Linked DNA regions of Homo sapiens: region 2 is linked to region 1. A link is a loop called in an ENCODE intact Hi-C map of the cell type or tissue named here. Cell type or tissue: gastrocnemius medialis. All regions are shown on one strand. Each heading gives the region's core, and the rest is flanking DNA. Links, peaks and the distances in the headings are about the cores only. Region 1 has its middle 12 kb from the start of SVIL. Region 2 has its middle 90 kb from the start of JCAD.

Region 1 (5,381 bases), core at 178-5,177:
TCCCGGGCTGTAGCTTCAGAGCAATGGGTGTGTAGCAGAGCTCAACACAAAGAGAACTGCTGGCCTCGTGGTCAAAATGAGATGTGAACTTGCCAGGGGTGAGCCTGGACCGTGGTTTATGAGTCCTGGCTCCAGAGACCCAGCCTCTCACACGGCTGGAGCAACATCGCGTTCCTGGACACCAGGCTCAGAGTCTTGAGAGTAATCAGAGATGTACAAAGTGTGACATGCTCCGTTTGGGCCACTAGATATCTAAAAATATGGGATTTCTGTCTGCTGTCAAGCAGCAGCTCACTGCACGAACAGAACCATGGAGGCTGCTGCTCAAATGGGGACATGAGCTGACGGTGATGTGACCAGTGGAGTGAGGACCTGGGAGGCTCTTCCCTTCCCTGCTGTTGTTGACATCACAAAGCTCAGCACCACATGTGGTTTGTTTGGCTGATTCCAAATACCAAGAGGGAATGGATCATTCTTATTCCTGAAAGAAAAACTCCAGGAGACTGTGCTCCTCAGGGAGCATCATCTATACCTTAGAGACACACAGGAGCGAGGAGCCTTCTCTGAGCATGTTCTCCCAGCCCCAAGGACCGAGAAACCCCACATCCCCTGGGCCAAGCACTCTGTAGCCCAGTGAAGGTTCCATTCTCATCTTCCTCCAGAAACAGAGCTCTACGTAATGGCTATGCACTCGGCCAACCCACAGAAGCCCGATAAGCTTGTAATAGAGTGGAACCACAGTCCCAATAATTCTATAAAACGGAACCACTTGAACCCAGGAGGCGGAGCTTGCAGTGAGCCGAGATCATGCCACTGCACTCCAGCCTGGGCGGCAGAGCAAGATTCCACCTGAAAGAAAGAAAGAAAGAAAGAGGGAAAGAAAGAAACCAGAAACACTATGTGTTGTATCTTACAATGTATCTTTGGCTCCAACTGTGGATCCTGGGCCATGTCTCCTTGACAGCACGAGTGGGAACTTCCTACCCTAAGGTTTAGCCAGTGACTTCTGTATTGAGGGCAGGGGCTACAAGACTGAGGAGGAGGGTCCCATCTGAAAACTGGGGCGTGGGAGGATGGGGTCTGACAGGAGTCAGCCTGTGGGGACAGAATGGTGGGAGGTGGGAGGCTGAGATCAGGAAGACTGATTTCTGGGGTAGGTGGAGGACACTAAAAAAAAAAACCTGAAAAATTCAAGAAAAGAAAATAACAGAATGATGCAGAAATCAACTGAATAAATTTAGCTTTATATTTAATACAACATTCACTTCATTTTCTTAGGTTTCTCATCGCACTGCCCTCAGGTAAGGGCTTGGTTTTAGTCTGGGGACTGAAAATCGCTGGTCTGGATTAAGATTCCTACAGTGCCATCAAATTCTAAAAACTTGAAATTCTACAATTCTGAGGCATAGCACCATCTCACCTTCTCCAAAGAAAAGCCTCAACAATGAGGGGGAAAAAAAGAAGGAAGGGGCCAGGTGTGGTGGGTCATGCCTGTAAGTCCAGCATTTTGGGAGGCCGAGGCGAGAGGATCACTTGAGGTCAGGAGTTCAAGACCAGCCTGGCCAACATGGTGAAACCATGTCTCTACTAAAAATACAAAAATTAGTCAGGTGTGGTGGCGGGCTCTTGTAGTCCAAACTACTCGGGAGGCTGAGGCAGGAGGGTTGCTTGAACCCGGGAGGTGGAGTTTGCAGTGAGCCGGGATTGTGCCACTGAACTCCAGCCTGGGCGATAGAGTGAAACTCCGTCTCAAAAAATAAATAAATAAGGAAGGAATAAAGCGCTCCAAGCGAGATAAAATATGTTAAAGCAAAGCATTCTGAAATAAAAAATTATTAGACAGTAGGAGAGCAAGCAAAGATAAAATCCTTTGATCATGCCTCAACTTCCCTCCCATAGAGACTCAGGCCAAAGCAGATCAGATAACCCTTTGAAGACCCTGAAGTTATTATCTGTTGGACTACTAAAGTGGATTATTCATTAGCAAGTACAAGTAATTCCCTCCCAAGGATTTATCGAAAGATGGCTGGTAATCTCGTTAGTGGGATAGTGGGTGCAAGTTGCATCAAAGGGAAGAGAGAAAATAAATAAGCAAATACGTTTTCAAACAACTATAGTTATTCAGGAGTTCTTCCAGGTACTCCTAACTCCTTGCTACAGCTCCCTTCAGCTTACGCTTGTACCCCTAGTGACATGGGCCCCCTAAAATGTGACTTGTGTGAGGACAGAGACTTTTGTCTGGTTTGTGAACTGCTGTTCATCTTCAGTGCCTAGGATATATTAAGTGCTCGATAAATATTTCTTGAACGAATAAGGCAAATAATGCGTATGCTCCAGGGAAAATGACAAGGCAATGAGTTCTTTTCCAAAGGCAACTTTATCCCTCACAGACACCCCCCTGCCCTGCAATCTGTGATCGTAATTTCTGCTGGCTTTGTGCAGGCTGTTCCACATGCCTGAATTGGTTTACCTCCTTCTCAAATACCTCTTTGGGAAAGATTTTCCTCATTAAGCAGTGTCTGATTTCAATATAGGACTCCCTTGCAAAATCTTCCGTGCATTCTGATCTCCTGGGCTTGGCATCACTTTCACAAATCCGCTGCCCAGGGACCATGTGTTCACAAAGACACGGCTTACTGGCCCGTATGGTAAGCTAATTGATGTGGTAAGCCCTGAAGGCAGGATTATTTTTCAGCCAGGCCCTGCCTAATGTTTTCTGATGATGGCCAAGTGGGCAAGTTCAGTCCTTTCTCCCCAGAAACATGATCCTGCTTTCTATACCAACAAGTATTAATTCAAATCCCTCGTGGGCAGTCCAGGATATGAAAATTACAGTAATCTAATCTTGTAGAGGAAGAAGTATGAATCATCATGACACTGCCTGACAAAGAGCAAAGTGATTAATGCCAGGCTGCAGTAGGGTCCCCAGTGACAGCTCCCCGTGGGTCACAAACCTAACATGGGAACCCACGAGGCAAACATCAGAGAAGCAACATCCTGGTCTCCATCCAGGGAGAGGAGAAGCAGGGAGTAGCAATGCCGTATTCTCAGGACCATGTCTGAAAACTGGCCATACTGAGGCAAATTCAGTGACTGAGGGAGAAGAGCAAGATTGCGTCTTAAAAACTCATCCGTTCCACCTTCTGACTGGTGGAAACTGCTTAAACTCTGAAGCTTACTTTTAGGTAGGAACTATAAGGTTTGCAGAATCACGGCATCACAGAGAATGACCTAGAAACCCCAATCCTCTGCAGGGGAAAACAAGAGGACATGCTTAGGACAAGCAAGATGATAGATAACCATGCCAAAAAGAATGCGCTCTTAACCATATCCCAGGAACATACAGTTCTGAAGAAGTCTTGGCCTTTTTCTGAAACCTTCAAGAAGTACACCAAAGCTCCCGATCTCCCATCTCCAGGAAACCACAGCCCAAGTGCACTGGGAAAGTTGGTCAGGGTGCCTGCAAGCCTAAACCATCACTTGGCTTTTTTTTCTTTTCTTGCTTTCTTTTTCTTTTTTTTCTTTTTTGCACAGCTGTATTCAATTTTCTGTCCTTGGGGTTTTAAAAGGAACATTTATTCTAGGGCCAGGATTCTCAAGTTTTATGGTTATACAACTCCCTCCCAGGGCCAAAGAATGTTTTAAAAGTCTTAAAGCTAGCAAAGAAAATTAGTAAACGTATCCGAATGAAAGTGAAATAAAAAATTAAGACTTGTTCCAGTTTATATTCAACCTCTTACTTGATTGTATTGTACCTTCTGTTTGCCCTTCACTGCTTTTACTACCCATTTTTAATGCAAATATAGGTGTGTGTGTGTTTGTGTGTGTGTGTGTGTAGAGACAGTGAGAGAGCAGGTGAAGAACAGAGAAGTACAAAGGTGTATTTCGAGTCTTCCACAGCTTCTATTTCCTGTTCTGTGGTAAATTTTATTTTAAATAAGGTCTACAGCTTAAACCGAGTTTAACAAAAGGTCACGAAGAAAGAGATTCCTTCAGTGTTTTTATAACATTGCTTGCTTTCCCAATTTAGAAAGCTAGATACTTTCTGATTTTTTGGTAGTAGGAAAGTAGTTTTAAAACCCCCTACATTTTTTACTTAAAAAGTCAAATTAGTGGCATTTTTAATTGAAATGATTAAACTTTTGTCAATATCAAAAAAAAAAAAAACAAAAAAAATCATTACCAGAAAAAAAAAAAAAAGAGAGAATGATAAGATGACGCTCCCACCAGCCCATGAAATGTTAACTAGTTTTCTCAATGCAGCCACATGGAGTTAAGAAAACCCACAAGTCCCTTACCTGTCTTCTGTTCTTCTCCCTTCATGTCACCTGGATCCCCACATCTCACAGGCATCTACCCAAAGCCTTTGTCTGCACAGGTTCACAAACGTTACTTGTACGTTTGCCCCTGAATTCTCCCGAAGGGTGGCTTCCTGCTCATGCACACTCATCAGATCTGACAAAGCCAAGCTCAGGCTTTTGGGGCCGAGGTTTGTGACACAGCACACACCACCACATTAGAGGCCTGGCTGCATCCCAAGACAAACCAGAAATTTTTGAGAAACAAAAGTTATTTGCACAGATCCACTCTGAGCAGAAAAGACGGAATCAGTACTCTTCCATAAAATGATGGGAAATGTTGTCAGTGGCACCTGCTTTGTACCGTCCAATTCTCTGAAAACAATTAGAAGACAGTGGAAACTGACCTTGCCCGACCCTCATCATGATGAGCAGCCAATGCAGGCTTCTCTGGAGAGGCAGTTAGTTCTAAGAAAAGCCAACCAAACCTCTCCTCTTGGCAATCACTTTCTCTTGCTCTTTTAAAATCAAGAAATCAAAGTGCCCTTTAGCACGGCCCTGTGGCCAAGAAAGCCCTGCAGCCAAGATAACAGGTTGAAGTTCAAACAATTCATCCCAGATAACCACTCTAATTCTCCCATGATTGGAAGTTGCTAGAAGTTAGTCAAAGTTATAAACCTAGGACACAGGACAGCTGGGAAAAAAAAAAAAAGATTCTAAAAGCAGGGTTTGTTTCTTGGGCTGGGCATAGAGGCTCATGCCTATATTCCAAGCACTTTAGGAGGCCAAGTGGGGAGGATTGCTTCAGCCCAGGAGTTTGAGACCAGCCTGGACAACACACTAAGGCACCCGTCTACACACAAAAAAAACAAAAAACAAAAAACACATTAAAAATTAGCCAGGCATTGTGACTCACACCCATGGTCCCAGCTACTTGGGTGGCTGAGGTAGGAGGATCCTTTAAGCCCAAGAGGTCAAGGCTGCAGTGAGCTGTGATTACACCACTGCACTCCAGGCTGGGTGACAGAGCGAGGCCCTGTCTAAATAAATAAATAAAAGCAGGGTTTCTTTTAAGCCAGAAAT
Region 2 (5,381 bases), core at 180-5,179, 320 kb after region 1:
ATTTTACAGACAAGGGTCTTGCTAGGCTGCCCAGGGTGGAGTGTGGTGGCTATTCACAGGAATAATCACAGAACACTACAGTCTAGAGCTCTGAACCCAAGTAATCCTCCTACCTCAGCCTCCTGAGTAGCTGGGACTACAGGTACCTCCACCGCTGCACCCGGCTGAATTCTCAGCTTTATGTGACAATGGAAGGGGTAGAAAGGTCACCTGTGAAGAACAGAGCATTTAGAGTGGACAGCCCGGGCACTCAAGATCTGGCTCCTGCACTCATTGGCTGCATAAATCTGGGCCATTACCAAATTCCTACAAAACCTTAGTTTCCTTGTTTGTAAAATGAGAATAATAACAAGACTAACATCATAGGGTCAAACATTCATTCAATAAATATTTATTGAACATCTATTAGGTACAAGGGACCATCCTTGTTTTGGAGAGTTCAGTATGACGAAGACAGAATGTGGAGCTTACAGAATGAGAGAAGGCCCAAGAAGTGCCTGGCAAACCCAAAGCACTCTACAAGCCTAAGCTGATATAGTATAAAGAACATTACCCATCTCCCCAAATCATTACCCCAGACCTGCTGTAGTAACCCAGGGTTTCAGGTATGTGGCCATCTGAAAATGATCCACAAACTCAGAGCCAGATTAGGATGAGGAGAGAAGGGCACACTCATCCCAGGAGCATCACTTAAGGGGGCACCGAAAACTCTAATTAAGATAAACAGGACAGGCTCAGGGACTTGTGCCTGTAATCCCAATACTTTGAGAGGCCAAGGTGGGAGGATTGCTTGAAGCCAGAAGTTCTAGGCCAGCCTGGGCAACAAAGTGAGACCTCTGTCTCTGCAAAAAAATTAAAAATTAGCCAGGTGTGCTGGTGCATGCGCCTCCTGTCCCACCTACTTGGGAGGCTAAGGAGAGAGGATCACTTGAGCCAAGGAGTTTGAGGCTGCAGTGAGGTATGGTTGTGCCCACAGCACTCCAGCCTGGGTAGCAGAGTGAGATTCTGTCTCTAAGAAAAAAAAGATAAATAATATCTTAATGCATATATTACAGCAGTGTCTGTTCCCTCACTGATATAAAGAACTGCCTGAGACTGGGTTATTTTAAACGAAAGAGGTTTAAGTGACTCACAGTGCCACATGGCTAGAGAGGCCTCAGGAAACTTACAATCATGGTGGAAGGTGAACGTGAAGCAAGGACCTTCTTCACATGATGACAGGAGAGAGAAGTGCAATCAGGGGAAAGGCCAGTCACTTATAAAACCATCAGATCTCGTGAGAACTCAATCCTATCATGATGCAATCACCTCCTCCCTCCTCCCTTGACATGAGGGGATTACATTCAAGATGAGATTTGGGTGGGGACACAGAGCCAAACCATATCAATGCAACATTATAAACATATGCAAGGGAATCCATAATGAACAAAATATCTAAAGTTTAAATAAAGACAGGCTCAGTATGACTGAATTTTCCTTTTGCCTCAGAATCCAAGATAGTTTGCTGCACAAACTCAAATCCACAAGGCCAAGTGCACGATCTCTATTCCTGGGCACACATTATGCTTTGCTAGAGCACTTCCACATTTTCTTTCTTCTTTCTGAAGCAGGACTGTGAGGGAAAATGCTACTTGCTAAGCATATGTTCAGAAACTGCCTTTTCCATCTTGCCTCTTCAGATGTTTCAGAAATGGGGTTTTTGTTTTGTTTTGCTTTTTAACATTCACCAGAACACAAAGCAGAGAGCTCCCAATTGTTATTGGAAGGACGTAGGGAAGTAAAAACAAACACATAATTAAAATAGCACCCCGTCAAGGTCTAGATTCCCAGCCTCAGAGGCGAAGGTCTGTGGGCCAGGGCAGGGTGCACTCAGGGACCTCGAAAGCAGAGGCGAAATGAACCCAGAATTCAGATCTAAAGCAACAGACCCTTTTCCCGTCAGGCCCCAGGCCTCGGCTGGATCTCTCTCTCCCCTCTGAAACATACACACACTCATATTGGGTATTTAATCATCTGTATTTGCCAGGAAACTGCAGTCTTCCTTTCAGGCTGTTAATACAATAAAAATCAAAATGATTCATGTCAAAACAAGGACATATATTTGTGTAGAGGATTGGACAAATACATTACTCTGTGTGTGTCAGTGTGTGTGTGTGCTTGTGTATGTGAGTGCCAGTGTCTGTGTGTCAGTGTGTGTGAATGTGTTAGTGTGTATGTGTATGTCAGTGTGTATAGTTACGTGTGTGTATGTTAGAGTGTATGCATGTGTCAGCCTGGATCTGTGTGTGTGTCAGTATGTATGTTTGTCAGTGTGCCACTGTGTGTAATTGTGATGTGTATGTTCGTGTGTGTGTGCATGTCAATATATGTATATTTGCTCTCAGTGTGTATAATTGTGTATGTGTATGTTAGTGTGTATGTGTGTCAGCGTGTGTCAATGAGTATGTGTGTCAGTGTGTGTGTGTCAGTGTGCCACTGTGTGTAATTGTGTATGCATATGTGTGTATCGGTGTGTCGGCATGTATGTGTCAGTGTGTGTCTCTGTGTGAGTGTGTGAGTATGTCATAAAGAAACCCCACTCGCCCCCCACCCCAGGCACACTGCAGATCCTGCTGAAGCCATCTGGCCTGGACATTAACACAGTGCAGATGCGGCGTGCAGAGAGTGCCTGAGCCACGCAGGGCCACTTCCGTGCTCCGATGACAGTGAGTGGCCTCCATGTAACATGTTGTTGGCATTGCTAACAGCAGCAGGTGCTGTTCGGCTTCTGATTTAACTCAGCCTGCAGGCCCAAATCATTACAAGGAGATTTATGGGTGTTACCACATTTTGTTACAGATTTTGTTTCCAGGAGGAGAGTCTTCTGTTGCAAGCAGGAGAAAGGGTGGCAGCTAATCCATCATGTCTGCGTTGAGCTACATGATACTGAAGAACATTCGAGCAGCTTAGGGTGCGATGGAAGGAACACTTGGTGTGTCAATTTTCCCAGAGATTGAAAAGTACACCTTAGAAATCAGTCTACTGACTGGGCAAACCATGTACCTGGGTAAATGATATCTTTCTTGTTAACCAACAGCCACTTGTAGCCTACTAGGCTAGAGACTTTGAGGGGAAGGAGTGAAGTCCGTGATTCTTGTTTTTAACCCATTTATGCCTAGCGTTCCATTATTGGGACACTAAGCTTGTGGGAGTTATTTATATCCTACTGCTCAAGGTTATTGCCAAGGTCTGATTTTTCACACATACACACACACACACACACACACACAAATTGTAACCTCTGGCATAAATGGGTTAAGGGGCTTATAGAATAGTTGTCTGGTTACAAAGTAATCACACTCTTTTGAGGAAAGGTTTGTGGGCTCATTTTACGAATTGACATCCCCCTTCTGCATGCATTCTCGTCTTTAGGTAGACAGCTCTCGGAGGGGAGGGAAGGCTGGGCGTGGCTCTGCTGCTGACAGCTCTGTGACCTGAGGCCAGTGCTTCTGCACGTGTGGTTGGGACCAGCAGCATCGGCATCACCTGGGAGCTTGTGAGAAATTCAGATTCTCAGGCCCCAGCCCAGTCCTGCTGAATCAGAAGCCCTGGGAGTGGGGCCAGCAATCTGAGTTTTACCAGCCCTCCAGGTGATTCTGAAACATGCTCAAATTTAAGAGCCATGGTCTTAGCAAATCTCTTCATCTCTTTGGTCTTATGTTCCTCACTCCCTGCAAAATGGTAAAAATCATATGCTATAGTTGTGGAGATCAAATGGGGAAATCAAGGCACTTAAGACATAGTAAAGGACAGTAACAAATAATCAGTTAATAATAATAAAGTATCACCAGTGCAAAGCACAAAACATCCCTGAAGGAGATCAGCAAACTCTTGGCAATGATTTGCAAGGATGTTCTATTTCAGGGATTGTCTCCTTCAGGGAAATGTCCAAGAAGCACCTTCAACTCAAGACCATGTTTTCAATTCCCACACCATGATGAAAACCCCACTTGCCCTCACGGTTGATTCTGTGAGGCAGCATCTGTGGCATCTTTAGTGGAAAGGATTCATATCTTCAGATGCAAGGGCCCAGCCCGCATGGGCATCAGGCCAGGTAATTTCAGGCCAGACTAGTTGGAACCTTTTTCTTCACAGGAAGTGGAAGTCAAACCAGGAGATAAACATTCAGGAGAGAGAACAGCATTCCCCATCACTTCAGAGGCAAATCAAATACACAGTGGTGAATAGGAGACAGAAATTTCCTTTATTCAAGACATTGGGATAAAGGTTACATAGATAGTTCTGAGAAAACCATCTCTACTGTTAAAAAAAACCCAAAGCATCGTATGTTCTCACTCATAAGTGGGAGCTGAGCAATGAGAACACATGGACACAGAGAGGAGAACATCATACATTGGGGCCTGTCGGGGGGTTGGGGGCTAGGGGAGAGATAGCATTAGGAGAAATACCTAATGTCGATGACGGGTTGATGGGTGCAGCAAACCACCATGACACGTGTATACCTATGTAACAAACCTGCACATTCTACTCTGTACCCCAGAACTTAAAGTATAATAAAAAAATTTTTTTAAGTTAAATCCACAGATAATGGGCTATTGTGTTAAGCTGTTCTTGAGTTGCTATACAGAAATATCTGAGACTGGGTAATTTAATAAGAAAAGAGGTTTAATTGGCTCATGGTCATGCAGGGTGTGCAGGAAGCATGGTGTTAGCATCTGCTTCCAGGGAGTTCTCAGGAAGCTTCCAATCATGGCGGAAGGGGAAGTGGGGGCAGGCACATCACATGGTGAAAGCAGGAGCACGAGAGAGAGGGGGGCGATCATGACTAGATCTCACAAGAACCCACTATTGCGAGGACAACACCAAGAGGATGGTGCTAAACCATTCACGAGAAATCTGCCCCGCAATCCAGTCAATCCAGTCACCTTCTGCCAGGCCCTACATCCAGTGCTGGGGACAACAAATCCACATGAAATTTCGCAGGAACACAGATCCACATCATGTTAGCTATCAAAAAATAGTTTTATGATAGAAATTCCCAAGCTTATCAAATAAAAAAATCACTTGGTAATGTCAGTTTCTCACAGGACAATCTTTTTACTTTTTTACTGTGGTAAAATATACACAACATAGAAGTCACCATTGTAACCTTTATTGTATTATTATTATTTGAGACAGAGTCTCACTCTGTCGCCCAGGCTGCAGTGCAGTGGCATGATCTCAGCTTGCTGCTACCTCCGCCTCCTAGGTTCAAGCGATTCTCCTGCCTCAGCCTCCTGAGTGGCTGGGATTACAGGAGCATGACACCACGCCTGGCTAATTATTGTATTTTTAGTAGAGATGGGGTTTCACCATGTTGGCCAAGCTGGTCTCGAACTCCT

Evidence for each region. A loop is a pair of places that touch in the nucleus more often than their neighbours do. Peaks named below come from ENCODE experiments on the same cell type or tissue, not always from the same donor. Only the 100,000 strongest peaks of a DNase experiment are listed, where the experiment ranks them.
Region 2: a loop joins it to region 1, with 4 times the contacts of the local background. A loop is called at or near these places in 1 of 110 quality-filtered maps.

Annotation. Positions count from the first base shown.
Region 1 is chr10:29,643,819-29,649,199 of GRCh38, forward strand. It overlaps a transcript of SVIL not described here. Among named protein-coding and RNA genes, the nearest start is that of SVIL, 12 kb to the left of the region's middle. In gastrocnemius medialis, for the core only: no CTCF peak of the experiment used is centred there; DNase peaks (open chromatin) are centred at 2,623 and 2,953; H3K4me3 peaks cover 3,163 bases; H3K27ac peaks cover 5,000 bases.
Region 2 is chr10:29,966,687-29,972,067 of GRCh38, forward strand. No RefSeq gene overlaps it. Among named protein-coding and RNA genes, the nearest start is that of JCAD, 90 kb to the right of the region's middle. In gastrocnemius medialis, for the core only: no CTCF peak of the experiment used is centred there; DNase peaks (open chromatin) are centred at 2,815 and 3,505; H3K27ac peaks cover 3,602 bases.